Regions from separate parts of the Homo sapiens genome. Here region 1 is linked to region 2. Evidence: chromatin contacts called from ENCODE Hi-C or POLR2A ChIA-PET data. All regions are on one chromosome and are shown on one strand. Each heading gives the region's core, a stretch centred on a gene start or an enhancer-like site at or near the end of the contact. The rest is flanking DNA. Distances are from core to core; before and after follow the strand shown. Region 1 overlaps CYP1B1-AS1 (CYP1B1 antisense RNA 1). Region 2 overlaps CDC42EP3 (CDC42 effector protein 3).

What was found. Hi-C counts contacts between places; a loop is a spot of excess contacts on that map. ChIA-PET counts read pairs that join two places held with the same protein, here RNA polymerase II (POLR2A). Pooled maps may share reads with other maps.
Region 1: a pooled map shows a loop between it and region 2 (4-fold over the local background). The contact joins two enhancer-like sites. A Hi-C loop is called at or near these places in 1 of 168 maps with a recorded cell type or tissue (lower leg skin) and 2 of 50 pooled maps. POLR2A ChIA-PET finds 5 or more read pairs at or near these places in 1 of 52 experiments (BJ).

Annotation. Positions count from the first base shown.
Region 1 is chr2:38,143,968-38,148,928 of GRCh38, forward strand. All of the region lies in intron 2 of CYP1B1-AS1 (CYP1B1 antisense RNA 1), which reads left to right. It overlaps LOC107985871 (a long non-coding RNA gene), which reads right to left. Exons shown (of 4, transcript XR_007086290.1): 1 at 2,868-4,961. It also overlaps the pseudogene RNU6-951P. Among named protein-coding and RNA genes, the nearest start is that of CYP1B1-AS1, 15 kb to the left of the region's middle. RefSeq lists enhancers at 2,481-3,680, 2,735-2,784, 2,815-2,914, 2,986-3,794, 2,995-3,174 and 1 more. Within about 2 kb of position 2,529, at least 25 of the 41 ENCODE cell types and tissues checked have a DNase peak (open chromatin) inside an H3K27ac peak, as active enhancers do.
Region 2 is chr2:37,652,717-37,657,528 of GRCh38, forward strand. All of the region lies in intron 1 of CDC42EP3 (CDC42 effector protein 3), which reads right to left. Among named protein-coding and RNA genes, the nearest start is that of CDC42EP3, 17 kb to the right of the region's middle. RefSeq lists enhancers at 1,356-1,565, 2,233-2,292, 3,690-3,809, 4,256-4,761. Within about 2 kb of position 1,500, at least 25 of the 41 ENCODE cell types and tissues checked have a DNase peak (open chromatin) inside an H3K27ac peak, as active enhancers do.

The DNA.
Region 1 (4,961 bases), core at 1,279-3,778, 490 kb after region 2:
CTACACCCTATGCTTCAATCAATCACCACCTACACACTGATGATTCAAAATCATATAAATTCAGATGAGACCTCTTCTTTGACTAACTTCAGACTAATTGCTACTTGTTTGTTTCAATAACACATCTATCTCACTATGTCCAGAACCAATATTGTGATTTCTCTGGCCTGCCTGCATGTGCAAACACACACACACACACCCACAATATGAAATAGGAAACTTCTTCTAGTGATATAAATTTCAGTGAATTACACCACCATCACTTCAATTATGCATGTTTGAAATACAGACACTTTGACACCTCTTCCTTCCTCATTCCCCATATACATTCCATCTTGCAATTTTATTGATTTTATACTTCCACTTGTCTCCATTGCCATCTCTCTCTGCCACTATCCAGTTTTTAGCTCCCACCACCTCTCACTTGCATTATGAAATAGCTCCAAATTTATTGTGCACCTCTAATCTTTCCCTGCTATAATCCATTCTCCAAATCATTGCCAGCATTACATTTTAGAAATGCAAATCTAATAATGCAAATCTAATTCATTCTCTCTCTGTATTTGTCTCTCTCTCTCTACATGCACACACACACACATACACACACACAGTTTTAAAGAAGGCTAAATTGTTGTCCATTGCTTTTTGGATGAAAACAAAAATCATTAACATGGGCTGATCCCTACCTGACTCATGTTACCATGCTTTCCTTGCTCTCTCCTATCCCTCTCTGTTGTCTTGGTCCTATATACTGTTCTGGATTTCCTGGAGTGTATCTGCCTCTGGTCTTTGCCTGTGCTATTCCATCTGTATTAACTGCTCTTTTCTCTCCTCATCACCTCCTCCAAACCTGAAATCAATTGTCCTTTTCTTGGGGGAAGCCTTCCCTGAATTCCTTGGCCAGTCAATCTCACACTTATGCTCACAGTGGCACAGTGTACCTCTCATTTGTAGTCCCTATAACATTTGTAATTTCACATCTATTTCCGTGATTCTTTCATTCAGGTATGACACCCCTACTGAATTATAACTGTCATGAAATCAAGAATTGTGTCTGTTTTGGCACACTCATATTTCTAGTATCAATCATAGTGTAGATGTTTAATAAATATTTACTGAATCAGTGAATAATGAATAAAAAGTACTCTTCCATGAATCTTTCTTATACTCATGCTTAGCTCTCACTCTACCTTTCTAACAAATGGCCTAAGCAGAGGAAGATGCTAAAGGGGCTGCTAAGGCAGCAAGAAAATCAAGTAACACAGAAACAGAGTCAGTTGGTTCTTTGCACTTAGGATTCTCAGAAGAATTTTTTGCTTCTGCCTTCAAAATTAAACTGGAATATTAAAACTGATCTTTTGGTCCCTGGAAGATGAAGTACAAACCATCATCAAAAAGTATCTACTGTTGGGACTGGTGACTCACTTTGTCCTTCCCTCCTGTAAGCCATGAGAAGGAATCAGAATGATTCTGTCATCAAGAGCATCACAAATCCTGGATCTTCACCTGATTAATGCTTCACGTCTAGCACAAGCACTTTCATTTTCAAGGGATTCCATACTGTATTGTCTAGCCCCTGGCTGGGTTGGGATATAGTTATCTTGGTGGCATAGGATCAGCATGTGTAAGAGCGGGATATTATTGGGCGCTGTATTGAAAAGAGTAACCCTGGGAAGGTGAGGGTGATTATTAAGACCAACTCTGAAGCGATGACTGGTGACCAGAAATGAGTTGATGTCAGAAATTTCTACAGAGATGGTGATAGCTTATAAAGGTGAAAATCCAGTAAATAGTCTGGGGTTTAAAAACTCAAGTAAGGGATGAATCAAGGGATGATGCAGAAATTATGTGTAGTAGAAAAGGCAGATGTCAGGGGTAGAAATACATCACCGGGCAAGTAAGGCCAAGTACGTGCCCATCTGGAACACAGGGCAGAATCTCTTCAGTAAGTTGGCTTTATTGGTTTTAGTCATTTTTATCTATTGCTGATGCTCATGTGATACTTTGTTTCTTGGGTGAATTTCGGTATCTCAGACAGACACATACAAGGAGAAAGAACAGAAGTTCTTAGGTAGTTTTTTAGTAATAGAAGTTCTTAGATTTTTTTTTTTTTTTTTTTTTTTTTTAGTAAGAAAGAAAAGTGCTGGGAGAGATTGATCGTTCCTTATAAAAAGGCCTTCATTCCTCACAAAAATACAACTTTCAGTCAAGAATTTGGTCCTTTAAAAAAGAAAGAGGAAGAAAAGAAAGCATGAGCTCTATCCCTCTTTTGACTAAATACTACCACTGACTTTCCTGTTTAGAACTAAAGGCTGTCTCTTGTTCCACAGGTCAAATGCATACTTTTTAAAATGCCACTTGACCCCTTGGGTTCCCCATTCTCAGTAGAAAAACAAAATGGTCATTAATTTATTTTGACATGCAAACTCAGCTGAACATTTTTTGGTGATTCAACCCCACAGATGTAAAGTGAAAGAGTGCCAGAAAAGCAAGTGAGAGCCATGAGATTACCACAAGTCTGTGAGCACATTTTTTTCAAGGCTTACAGAATCCCAAAGCTTGCCCTTGCTTCAGGAAAAAGAACTGGTTGACACCTGAGAGGTTTTAAGCCACAAGAAGCTGAGGCCCGTTGTGAGGAGGGCAGGGACAGTGGGGCCAGGCCACACGCGACGCGTCACCCACCTCCTGCCTCACCTCCCCCCACTGAGATGTCTGCTGGGTGGGAGGAGGCTTATTGCCAGAGAACAGTCTGGTGTTTTCTGTTCCTGCTTCAGGAAGTCCCCCTTCTCCCGCCACCCCCGCAGCTCCTCAGCCTGGAAACAACTTTTAGAGAGGAGAAGGGAAGCAAAGCTTTCAAAAGCAGATACCTGTGGGGTTTGAAGGGAGGTGCCCCTTGTTCAAGTATTTCTCCCCCAAAATTGAAAGGACACTTCAGATTCATTCATTTTAGTTTTGATGTATCTTCAGTAATTAAGAAGCCACTAAGAAAACTGACCCTGGGAAGGCAAATTCCTGAAGCTGAGTCAGATACAGCCAGCTCTTACCATACCATCTGACCCTCAGTTCCCTCTGACCTCATCTCTTCCCACCTCCTCTCTGTCTGACTCAGCAGTGAGGCCACACAGGCCTCCCTGCTGATTCGAGAATGGCTCCCACCTGAGGCCTTGGGCCCCCCTTGTTTTCGCCCCCACATACCCATCTGGCTTCCCCTTCACTGCTTCCAAGGCTCTCCTCAGAGAGCATCCTGTCAGACCAGTCTTTCCTGGACATGCTGAGTGTACCTTTCCCCTATTTCATTTTCCTTCGTGGCACCTTTTACCACCTGATATGTTCAATGGCTCTATGTTTGTTTGTAGTAAGTCTCGCCTGACTAGAATATAAGACCCATGGGAGAAGAGACTTTCTGCTCTACCCTTGGCACATACCGGGTGCTCAAAAAATATTCAAGTGCTCGCTTCGGCAGTACATGTACTAAAACTGGAACAATACAGAGAACATTAGCACGGCCCCTTCACAAGGATGACACACAAATTTATGCAGCATTCCATAATTTCGAGAAATACAAATCAAAACCACAATGAGATAACATCTCACACCAGTCAGAATGGCTATTATTAAAAAGACAGAAAATAAGAGTTGCTGGTGAGGCTGCAGAGGAAAGGGGAAAGCTTATATGCTCTTAATGGAAACACAAACTAGTTGAGCCACTGTGGAAGACAGTTTGGAGATTTCTCAAGGAACTCAAAATAGAACAACCATTAGACCCAGCAATCCCACTACTGAGTATATACCCAAAGGAAAGTAATTCATCCTATCTTAAAGACACATATGCTCCTATGTTCACTGCAGCACCATTCACAATAGCAAGGACATGGAATCAACCTAAGAGCCCATCAACAGTGGATTGGAGAGAGAAAATGAGGTACAAATACACCATGGAATACTATGCAGCCATAAAAAAGAATGAAATCATGTCCTTTCGCAACATGGATGGAGGTGGAAGGCATTATGACCTCCATAAATGACCTAATGTAAGAACCTAAAACAAAATATTGCATGTTATCACTTGTAAGTGGGGCCTAAACGTTGAAGACACATGATCACGAAGATGGGAACAATAGGCACTGGGGATCACTAGATGGGGAAGGAAGGGAGCAGGGGGCATGGGCTGGAGTGCCACCTGTTGCGTCCTATACTTATTCCCTGGGTGATGGGATCATTGGGATCCCAAGCCTCAGGGTGATGCAATTTACCCATGTAATAAACCTGCATGTGTACCCTTTAATCTATGATAAAAGTTGAAATTAAAACATAAACAAATAAAATCCTGAGTACTGTTTCAAAAAATATATTTGAGGAAAGAAGGAAGGAAAGAGGGATGGAGAGATGGAGGAAGACTAAAGGAAGGATCGTGGCCCTGAGAGAATAGAGCACAGGCCAGGGGTGAGATACAGAGTGAGATGGGAGCTGAATGGGGTCTCTGAAACTAGACATGGAAGACACCAAAAGAAACATTCCTACTTCATCTTTCCCTGTGCCTGGGATAATTTACTCCTGGATGGTAAAGATATGTCTTGGTTTCATCTGTGTTAAATAAACCTGCACGATGTTACAAGCTGGCATTGCTTCATAAGCTTGACCTTAGCTTTCAAATAGGACCTCGATCATTGCTCAATGACCAAGTCACAAAGTTGCCTAATGATATTGGCCCACAGCCATGTTATTGCAAACATGGCAATGACTGGCCAAAACCAGGTGTGCTCCTTACATTTCTGCCCGGGTGATACTCTCAGAGAGCTCCTCGCCATGAGAACTAAGTCAGTCTCCCAGTGCCAGGAGCCAGGACAATTACGGGGCTTTCCCTATTGTGTGTTCTTGCTGCTAACCAGCTCCCAGGCCTAGGCTTCTGAGAAACAGTGTAGGCACACAAGCTGCAGATCTCTCCTCCCTTTATTCTCTCT
Region 2 (4,812 bases), core at 250-2,749:
ACCATTCCCAGCTAATTAAAAACAATTTTTTTTTTTTTTAGAACAAGGGGTCTTGCCATGTTGCCCAGGCTGGTCTTGAACTCCTGGCCTCAAGTGATCCTCCTGCCTCAGCTTCCCGAGCAGCTAGGCTTACAGATGAGCCTCACCATGCCTGGCTCTCTAGTTTTCTTGCATTTCTCTACTCCCACTATCTTACCTAAATCTTAAAAGACAGACAAAGGTTCTTATAGTTAGCCCTTTCTCAAAAACCTTGACCCTGAAATTTGAACTTCCCACAATTATTCCTGGTTTCTTTCTAGTTCCACAAACTTTCTCCTAGTTCTTGGATCATGGTTTGTTCCTCTTTCCCTTCATAGATAACACTGGAGATAACATTCATCTCAGAAGTTAGATTCCTTTAAAAACAAATGCTCTAGTTCCTGGGGCACTAGAGAGAAAAGATTTGCCAACAAAAGGGTCCAGCTTGCCAGTCAGTCATGTGGCAGGTCAGAGAGAACACATGTGGCAGGCAGACAGGTGGGCACAGTGCTGCTGAGAACGGACATGCTCCCTTACAGGTTGTGTGAGAAATCCAAGAGTTTCAATACACAAAAGGACCGGAGAGGAAGCTACGGCCCTGGTTTTTATAAGGAAGGAAGAGAGCCGGGTTGCACTAGGCTAGACAATTCTAGTTTCTTGTGACTGACTGAAGCGTAAATGACAGTGATAATGATAGAAATAATCACAGCAGTAATAAATAATTTGGTTAAGAAAAAAACTGAAGCGGTGCTTTGCTTCATTTCTTACCATCTTTTTGGCAAACAGAATGATGCTGAAAATATCAAAACAGGGCAGCAGCCAGGAGGAAGGGAAAATCAAGCGGTTTTAAAAAATGACAGACAGAAAAATCAGCTCCTAAGTTACTTAGAGTTGATGCACTGGCAACTTACAGGACTCTGAAAAGAACCAAGGAGTTGGGATATTTTTAAAATTCCATTTATTTTAAAGGAATGTTTGGTTTGCCTACTAATTGTTTTTAGATTAATTCTTAGTGGAGAGAAAAAGTAAAAAAAAAAAAAAATTGCATCCTGCAAAACAGGTTGCAGTGTTAATTTAAAACACACATGTATAAAAATGGGCAGGTGGGTTGAGGGGTGCTACTGCCCCCAGGGACCTGCGGCTCTGTTCTTTTCTCCTCCTTGCAGGAAGTGAGCCTGCATCCGACTTCCCCTTTCTGGCTCGGTTGTCACATCCTTCAGGGACATTCCAGCTTCTGATCACTTTTCGCTTTGCCTCAGCACAGTCGCACTATGCGGCCAGTCACGGCACCACTGCACTACTGCACCATCTGAGCCCCATGCCAGAGTATCCAGCGACTCCTCCTGCATGTTGGAACCAACAGTCCTAGGGGAGGATGATGACTCGGCCAAGTACCCTCCGCCGCCTCCCTACCCCCAACCATCTGTGGGCTATGTCTCTCTGCTGCCAACCAGAAGATAATAATTCCACTGTGCCAAGCGCCCAGAACATGATCCTAGGCTCCACATTTAGAAGGGATAAAGGCTACCTGGAACATGTCCCCGCATGTTCAGAGGGAGGCAAATGGGAGGAAGTGAAGGAGCTCGATTAGGACATGTGAGAAGAGGCTGAAGGAATAGAGCAGCTTAAAGAGAACTCATAGAAAGAGAAAACTAATCTTAAGGGATCTGAAGGATTCATTTAATTGTAATGAAAAGGAATTAACTTGTTCTGGGAGGCCCTAGAGCTACCAAGCAGAAACTACAAGGAAAGATTTTGGCTCCTCCAAGTAACAGCTCAGGTTTCTCAAAAGATGGAATGGGCTGGGGTGGGGAGGGGACAGCAAGTATGGCCATGGGATGAAGCTCTCACAGAGGGGAGGGCGGTTACCCTGCGCCTCCCTGACAGTGCGTGAAGGGAGGTGTTCACGTTCCCATTTATTCTGAGTTTCCTGTATGGGAACACGATCACTGCCAATTTCCTTGTAGTCCCATGTCACTTTTCCATAGAAAAACGCACACGGACTTTCCCTTGAAGAAGCTTTCTCTTTGAACACGGCAGTCTTCTTACTAATATAGAAATGACCAGCCAATCTTTGGGATCAGAAACACTAAAATATTACTACAATGTGGACGCTCATGTCAATCCTTTTACAAACCTCTGTAGGAGTGCTTCTCTGAATAATTTTAAAATTGAAGGGGAAAAAAACCCCATAGTGTTAGATTTTCATTTAAGTTCAATGCTGAATTTCTAAGGCGGAAATCAGTGTAACCAGAAGCACCCAGTAACCCGAAGGGGATGCTTTTCATATTTTCAGTCTGTTTAACTCCACCCATTTGAGAAGATAAGAAGATGCCTTTTCTATTTTTAGATTCTTACCCTCTCCCCATATCATCTAAACTGAGGACATAGCTCTAAGCTTCAAGACTATGAAACTCTATTAGCTGGCTCCCCAGCTGCTGAGCTCTGTTATGCAAATGAACTTAGCCAGAACGAGCAGGCGGTATTTTAAAGACCCATTCAAAGTCTGATACATCTCACCTTCCATTATTTTAAAGGACTTTCATTTGTGATTCAGCTACAGCTTGAATTTATTGTTCTTTTACAACCCTGATTATATACAGACCCACAAATACCATATGTGAGACTCAGTGCTAATTTGTGTACACGTCTCATTTTTATGGGATCTAATTTGAAAGATCTCTTAGAAGCAAAATTGGAAGACAGAAGGTCCACCTCACATAGCACCAAGTCTGCACTTTTGAACAGAGGCCATTAGGACCTTTTTTCCTATAAAAATGAGTTACTGGGGAAGACTCAATGTGGACATAGAACTCTGGCAGTTACAACAAGGCAGGAGGAGGGCAAGTCCTCTCATGCCTGGTTCATTTATCAGGACGTGTTGTACATGGCACCAGGGCTGGTCAGAAGCACCCAGGCAGGCACTCTAGTTTCATGGATGTGAATCTCTGATAAGGCCATTGCTGTGAACTGCTCACGTGTTTCCATAACTAATGGATCTGACTTGGTCTGTGATGCTGCAAGGACAATATCAATACAGGAAGAGAACTTGACTCTGAAGTTTTCAGCAGTATTCAGCCAGGATATTCATTCTAATCTCTGCTCAAAAGCAAGGAACTTGCTCTCAGTTGCTCACAAAATATTAATATTTAAGTCAGCAATTATTCTATGCAGTACTCCAGTTCTGGTAATGGTAATTTCAAATGATCCCAAATAATAAGCTGACACTGTCCAGAAATTCAGATTATGGTCATTTAACCCATACTACCTTGGAGGGCAAAGTTCCTAGCCATTTGCCTTTAGGCCACATTCTCAAGTTCTCTGATGGGGTAAAGGGACAAATACAGGACTTCCATGCTATTCTGCCACCCTGCTAGGGCTGTCTACAATAATCCACGTTCCTTGGATGGGCTGAAACATGGCTTTTCTGTATGATACCAGCACTGGCTATATGTGGAATCTGGTAGTCGTCATTCTACTCTCAATCTACTTCCACTACCAACATCCTTGCGTTATTTGTATATGTGTTACTACAAATATATTTGTTGAATGATTTCCCTCTAACTAGGCTGAAAGCTCTTCTGTGGGCATGAGCTTATTCATCTTTTGCCTCCCACAACACATGGCCCACAGTGAACTTCAAATTCACAAGTGTTAAATCCATAACCCCTGCTAGACTTTCCATCATGAGAGCCAGGTTGACTTGCTCCCGGGGGCCAAACCCTAGAGCAAGTCTACAGAGGCTCTCTGGAAAGTGACAAATCTGAAATGCTTTGTTCTCTAAATAATTTACACCTGTGAAGAGTACTAGCTAGCATGAGTGCTTTCTGTGGGCCAGGCAGGCATGTAATGCTCAGAGCATACCTCTTAGGAAGCAGTCTTAGATGAAGCCTGTGTCTCCAGTCAATCACCCAAAATGTGGAGGAGCTAGGATTCCAGCCATAGCTGCATTCTGTAGCCACTGCCGATTTGATAACTCAAGGACTGCCAACCTGAAGACTATGTATCTTGAAGTCTGACAGCACCAAGAGGAAATGACACACCAAGAGCGCAACACGGATGAGAGGTGGAGATGCTAACCTGACCTTGTCAGAAGCCAAAAATGAGAAGAAGGGTCCTAGACACTGGTCCCTCCATCTCTAACTCACTAGGACTTTTCAGTATTTTTGCTATTGTCAACAAGAATCTCAAAAGGAATTTGACTTGTGGTAAACGTCAAAAGATTTGAATTGTAAAGTAACAAAGCCCCCCCCCCACCCCCCGCCCCCCGCCATCCTCGAGGAGAAAAACAAACATCCTGTTCTTAGAAAATCGTGTTAAGTGCTGTTCATTCTTTTCCCAGAGGAAGCCCATTGCATGCGACAGTGAACAATCACAGGCTTTCACTGGGGACAATAGCTCCCTAGCTTCCTAACTGACACTTCATTTCCCTCCTAACCTGAAACTAAGAACCTTGTGTTCCCTACATGGAAAGCTCTCCCACCTTCTTACCATCAGCCTCTATTCACAACATCCTCTGAGACCTGCTCCAGATGCACTTCCTTCCTGGAGGAAGTCTACTCGAATGCACCTCACGTAATCCAACCTTGCTACTGCTTTGCTTAGGGGTTTTCTTAGGGGTTGTGGAGGGCTTGTATTATGTGATTTGTTGTTTTCCTGTTTTGTGGTTTTAATGCCTGATATTTCCAGGTGGCTGGTGAGCTCAAAAAGAATAAAGTAAGCAAAAGGGCTATACATGAGTGTTCCTGTTGGGAAAACTCTCCTCCTTTTTATGCTGAATCACTTACAGAGCCT